2 separate regions of the Mus musculus genome follow, and region 2 is linked to region 1. A link is a loop called in an ENCODE intact Hi-C map of the cell type or tissue named here. Cell type or tissue: heart. All regions are shown on one strand. Links, peaks and the distances in the headings refer to the core of each region. The heading gives the core; the rest is flanking DNA.

The links. Hi-C counts contacts between places; a loop is a spot of excess contacts. Peaks named below come from ENCODE experiments on the same cell type or tissue, not always from the same donor. Only the 100,000 strongest peaks of a DNase experiment are listed, where the experiment ranks them.
Region 2: it touches region 1 in a loop (3-fold over the local background); 4 of 42 quality-filtered maps call a loop at or near these places.

The regions. Positions count from the first base shown.
Region 1 is chr6:20,838,854-20,841,785 of GRCm38, forward strand. No RefSeq gene overlaps it. Among named protein-coding and RNA genes, the nearest start is that of Gm38772, 130 kb to the right of the region's middle. In heart, for the core only: a CTCF peak has its summit at 1,504 (motif pointing right); no DNase peak of the experiment used is centred there.
Region 2 is chr6:21,110,049-21,112,980 of GRCm38, forward strand. No RefSeq gene overlaps it. Among named protein-coding and RNA genes, the nearest start is that of Gm26373, 17 kb to the right of the region's middle. In heart, for the core only: no CTCF peak of the experiment used is centred there; a DNase peak (open chromatin) is centred at 1,373.

The DNA of each region.
Region 1 (2,932 bases), core at 222-2,721:
TTGTGATCATTTATAAGAAATATGTCACTCATGAAAGTATTTTAAACTTACCACAATTACACGCTTTCTTACTCAACCCTATCATGTTTGCTTCTTTAAACCTTGATTACTTTTGTGTTCAGTATTTGAAGAGATGCTGAGGAATATTGATGCCACCACAAGGTCAAAGATCTAATACAAATAGGAAATAGGGAGGTTTGCCTCTAACTCCATAGAGAAGAATAAAAGCACTTGAGATTTGGACTGAGATGCACAGAAACAGAAAGCACTTGGCAAAGATGTAAGAGAGGATTATTACAAGGCTGGGTTCATTGATAGTGCTCACATTAATTCCCTTACAGAAAATAAAAGACTGTCTGCAGAGCAAGGGCAAGGTTGCTACATAAGGAGTTTTGCTGGTATTTTGTGAAAACTACTTCAGTACTAAAAGCTTGGGGGCATTTTACTCAGAGTTGCTTTGAAATGCTTCCTCGTGCTTCAGCTTCTAGAGAGGGCCTAAACAGATCTTAAGGGTGTTTACAAACATTTTTATGTCTATGATCTGTCAAATGTACCTCCTGCATTGCCAGACAACCTCTTTGTCCAAAAGGCCATGCAGCTGCTCCTGCAGTGAGCTAAGTGTTGAGAATATTGCCATGTAATAATTGTGAGGATGGTGAGTCTTTATAATGAATGAATCTTTACTATATAAACTTTACAGTAACACAATGCATCATTGAAATGTCCCTAAGCCTATCACTACAAACAGACACTGTGATTTTTACTAATAAATCCTGAATAATCTTGGAGATATAATCACATCAAATAGTCTTTATTCATTTTTAATAATGATAAATATTTAAACATTATTATTTGGGGAACAGGCTGAGTTTTGAGTTTTATTTGTTTCTAAGTATAGAAGTTAAAACAAATAATGTCAGTCACCAAGCAAACTTTAAGCTAATTATAAATATGCACATATTTATATGTCTATATTATGTCATTTATATGTCTAAATTAATGAGAAGGAAAACTAAGATGATTTAGAGGACCCTGGATTACCAAACGACTCAATTGTACCACATTAAGATCACATTCTTGATGGCTCAGATCATACTGCAAATGAGACCCGGTTCAAACTAAAGCCAAGGGCAGTCAATGAGTCTATTTGCGAAGACCTGGGTAAATCTTATATTGAACATGCCTAATAAATAATTTCTGTATAGAAATAAATTGAGTTTAGTAAAACTTAAACCTTTACCCTCTTGAGAAGTATTAGCTAGCATTGACTAAATTTCCTCCTCAATTATTTCTTTGTAATAAATGTGTAGGCAAATAGGATACATTATCCCTTCTGCTTCTGATATTGCAGTGGAGCAGCTAGTCTGGGAGAACATAGAAGGGGTATTGCTTAATTACGTTACAGATTATTCTCATTCTATAGGTTTTCTTGGAAATAATTACTTATCTCATTAGAGAACAGTTTTGGTTTTCAGCAGTCCATATCATAAACAACACCACAAGATGGCAGTGTTTCAGAAATCACTCCTTTGAACAATCATTCCTAAAATGCTGTATCTTAATGACCAAAAATGTTTAATTGCCATTAGAAGTGATTAATAATTAATGATTCTCTAATGTCTGTGTAGCAATACGCTAGTCGTTTTATTTATGTACTAGAACTGTCAGTTTGATTGTTTCAAAGCATTGGAAAGCATCAACATATAGATCATCTGAGGCCACGAGACTGCCAGTAGATGCATAAATCTCTCACTAGTTGGTGGTTTGTAATTATAAGCTTATTTTTAAATTGTTTGAAAATAATTACTCATTCTAAGACATATAGGTTACAAATGAATTAAGTCATCAGCAAGTGTCTCAATAACGAGTACTAATTTAAAACTCAAGAATTATTCCTAGTAAGCGAATATATTTTTAACGAGAAAAATGCTTTAAATACAGATTTGCAAGTATATAAACTAGAAATTTCAAAATCATGAGGCATCAAGGGGAATTAAAATAAATCATGTTATCATAATATCTGATTTCAGATTTTAATTATAATGTCATTATATTAGTGAAAATATTGTTACCAGTCAAATGTTTGATAGGGCTGCATCTGTGCAATGTCAATTATTTTTCTAGTAGCAAGTATGTTAAAAAAAGACTCATAGACATATAACCCAAATATTTCAATTATAAAGTCAGTTTCTTTTTCCTTATAGACAGTAAACTAGCAACTTTGAAAGATATATAAAAATTCACATTTTCAAAAGGCTCTGTTTCTAAAGAAAATTGTAAGATTTTTCCATGTTAATTTATAAAATTGCATTGCTACTGACTTATGACAACTTAAAGAATTTCTGAAAACTAAACTATTATGCTTTCTGTAGTATCCTGACAAACCTTTCCACTTGGTTTGTTTTTAATATCTATCTATCTATCTATCTATCTATCTATCTATCTATCTATCTATGTGTGTGTATGTATATATATATTCAAAGCTTTAATTTTTTAGAAACTATTCAGACCCAACATTATCTCTGTATACTGTTAGCTAAAATGCCAGTGCTTTGTTCCATCTGTAGATATTTTAGTTCTTTTTGTTCCTTGTTTTTGTTTTCAGTAATTATTTTGTATGTTATAATTGGATGTATGATATTAAAACCTTGAATTTAAATATTGAATTCAGAAAATTTTGATTCAAAATTTACCTAATTGGGAAGGATGAATTTAATATCTGGATGTGTATAAAACAAAATAAATATTTACCAATACTACATATAAGTTCTATGACAGTGTCTATGGAAGATGTCCATAGTGTAACATACTTAACATTGATGCAACTCTCTCCATCCCCAAGGAAGAGCACTGAAACCGCATCCCAAGAGAGAGGCAGGCACAGATGGAAAGACTCCTGAAACCGAGACCTGATTTTCCTAAACAGAGACAT
Region 2 (2,932 bases), core at 215-2,714, 270 kb after region 1:
GGTCCTGTGAAGGTTTTATGCCCTAGTATAGGGGAATGCCAGGACCAGGAATGGGAGTGGGGGCTTTGGGGAGTGGGGGGGGGAGGGGAGAGGGGAGGGGAGAGGGAATTTTTGGAGGGGAAACTAGGAAAGGGGATAACACTTGAAATGTAAAGAAAATATCTAATAAAATATTTTTTAAATTGTGATAAAAAATTTTTATCATGATTTTAAAACATTATTTTTTTTCATTGCTTTTAACAAGCTGATCTCACTAGAATGTCTATAGTATGGGGTCTGACAGTAGGATTTTAGGAACCATAGAAAGATATATGAGAATTATCCTAAATGGCTTGGTGAGTTGTTTATAAACATCCTGGAAATTTTAAAAGACAATGACATATAAATTTGAAGGTTGAGTTAAGGGGTTTCTCTTAGTATAAATAGCAATTGCAACTGTAAGATTTAAGCCCCTGTTGACCACATTTTATCATCTGAATGCACAGCTTTATAAGACTCCTATTCTGGGTAGGAAACCAATGGAAGCTGTGAATTCAGAGAAAAGCATGACAATGATTGCCACATTTTAGAAATAGAACAAAAATAAAATAACTCTGAAAAGATCTGAATGACAGAGATGTGCACGCAAGAACACTGTGTGTGTGTGTGTGTGTGTGTGTGTGTGTGTGTGTGTTTCTGTGTTGCTGTTGTTGCTGCTGTTGTTGTTGTTAAGCCTAAGACCACATGAATGCTAGGCAAGTGATTTACCACTGTACAGTAGGCACAGACCCAGAAGCACAGTCTTAGGCTCATTCTTCCAAATATTTGAAAGCTTTTAAGTTCAGAACCCAGTGTGTTACAAAAAAAAAGTCATATTAATTAAAACATAGACCAATTTCAAGATTTTGATGATTTATACCAAGGATTATCTGCCTAATATATGGAGACAGGTTTTTAAAACTATAGACTATGAGACTGAGAAAATCAGTTTGGTACATTCACTAGAGATTTGGAATTTAAAGATATGTATAGCCTAAAATTTGGTTAATTATAGGTCACTAGTACATGAACTCAAATCAGTTGTCTGTACCAGAGCTTTGGAGTTCTATGAATTTCTTGGTATGCTGGGTATACTTTCAAAACATGTCCAGGCTAATATGTTTTCTCTGACATGTCCTTATTATAAAATTCTTTTAACATGTCTTTCCCTAGAGTTCTGCTCCTATAGGATCTTCCCTTGAAATCCAAACAGCACTGAGTCTTTTAAATTTCACAGCTTGCAACATAATTCTCAGGGGATATTCATCCTTGGAACTAGGTCATATAAGTACATGCCAAGTAGTGGTTTGGACGGGGCAGATAGAGCTGTTCCAGGCACAGCCTCAGCTGAGGTCCCAGTGATAACCAGCATCAAGCACCAGACAAGCAAAGAAACAAAGTGTCAGATGATTTCTGATCACCAGGCTGACTCTAAGTATAGCAGAGCCCTACAGAGCTTGCTCCCTCATGATCAAATATGTACTGCAGCAATTTAAATCTTCATAAGTTTCTGGGTTATATTATAACTCAAAAATGGAAAACTAGGGATATAGTTTTGTTTACCTTTCTCCAGCCCATAGGAGCTCAAATGACTCTTTACCCATTTCCTAGTCTGTCCTGTATCGTAGTATAAGGCCTACAAACTGCATTTGTGTACTTTCTGAAAGTTGTCTTGCCACTTGGTTCAGTAGATAAGAGTACCTAGAGGCAGTTTGCAAGGTGAGATAGGTCAGCCTAAAGTATTTGGTTTATGTACTCTTGGTAACAGAGAATGTACCCTTCAGAGACTATCACTATGTGCACAAGGCAAATGAAGTTTTGTTTTGTTTTGTTTTGTTTTGTTTTGTTTTGTTTTGTTTTGTTTTGTTTTTTGAGTGAGTCTGTTTTTCTAGAGAAATACGTGCTTCTTGTGTTCATCCAAAAGATTTGGTAGTAACAATTGCAAGAAGCTAATTTTTCTACAAGCCTATAGATACATCACAACCTACTTAAAAGAGCCTATTAATAAATTCCTAGTATTGTCAATATTGTAATTAATAGACTTTTCATTTCCTCAGTTGAACTCTATAAGTATATTGGAATAACTCCTATCCACAGATGTAGGGCATTTACAACTGCTGAAATATCCATGAGCTTTGTACTCAACCTATAACCAAAGGTGAGGGAAGCATCAATCATAAAATGAATTTTGGATATAAGGTAGCTTACAAGTGACTTAGTTAACACATATTATGATCTCTCTCCAGTTCCTGTGTTTGCTTTATAAACAGATGTGTTCAGAAACTCTGGAGACTTTGATGTGTTTGTATAAGTAAGAAAAAAGAAGTCTTAGCTTATCTACTATTTTTCAATATAGAAATATTAGTGGAAAATTATAGTGTGATACTATCACAGCCTATGTTAATATGAATTTCAGCTTTACTAAGGAGAGGGACTAATATAAAAATGCTCTTTTCCCTGGCAATTTGAATAGCAGCTGCTATTCTATCCTTGATAAGGTGATTAAGGGACTTTGTGTCAGACACTATCCTTTCCTGAGAGAAATTGGCAGTTCAGAGTTTTGAGATTAGTTGTCATTTTCTTCTGTGGTGTAGCTGTTAAGAAGCTTCTTATACTTCAGTAAATAACCTCACACATCCTCAAACAGATACTAAGGCCAAATCCCACAGGGACAGCTAATTCAGTTAAGTTCCACCATTCAAAGTCTCTACACTTTTTCCACACATCACTACTGTCTGGAGAACAAGTACTTAAACACATGAACCTAGGAGATATTTGGAATGTAAAGCATACCATCCACTGATAGTCATTGATTTATGTTGACATCTTCATAAGCTTGTTGCTAGAACAGTGGATGAATAGTCTGTGTGAGCTAAGCTGCTCATCAACTCAGAATCCTCTAGTCCATGAACTC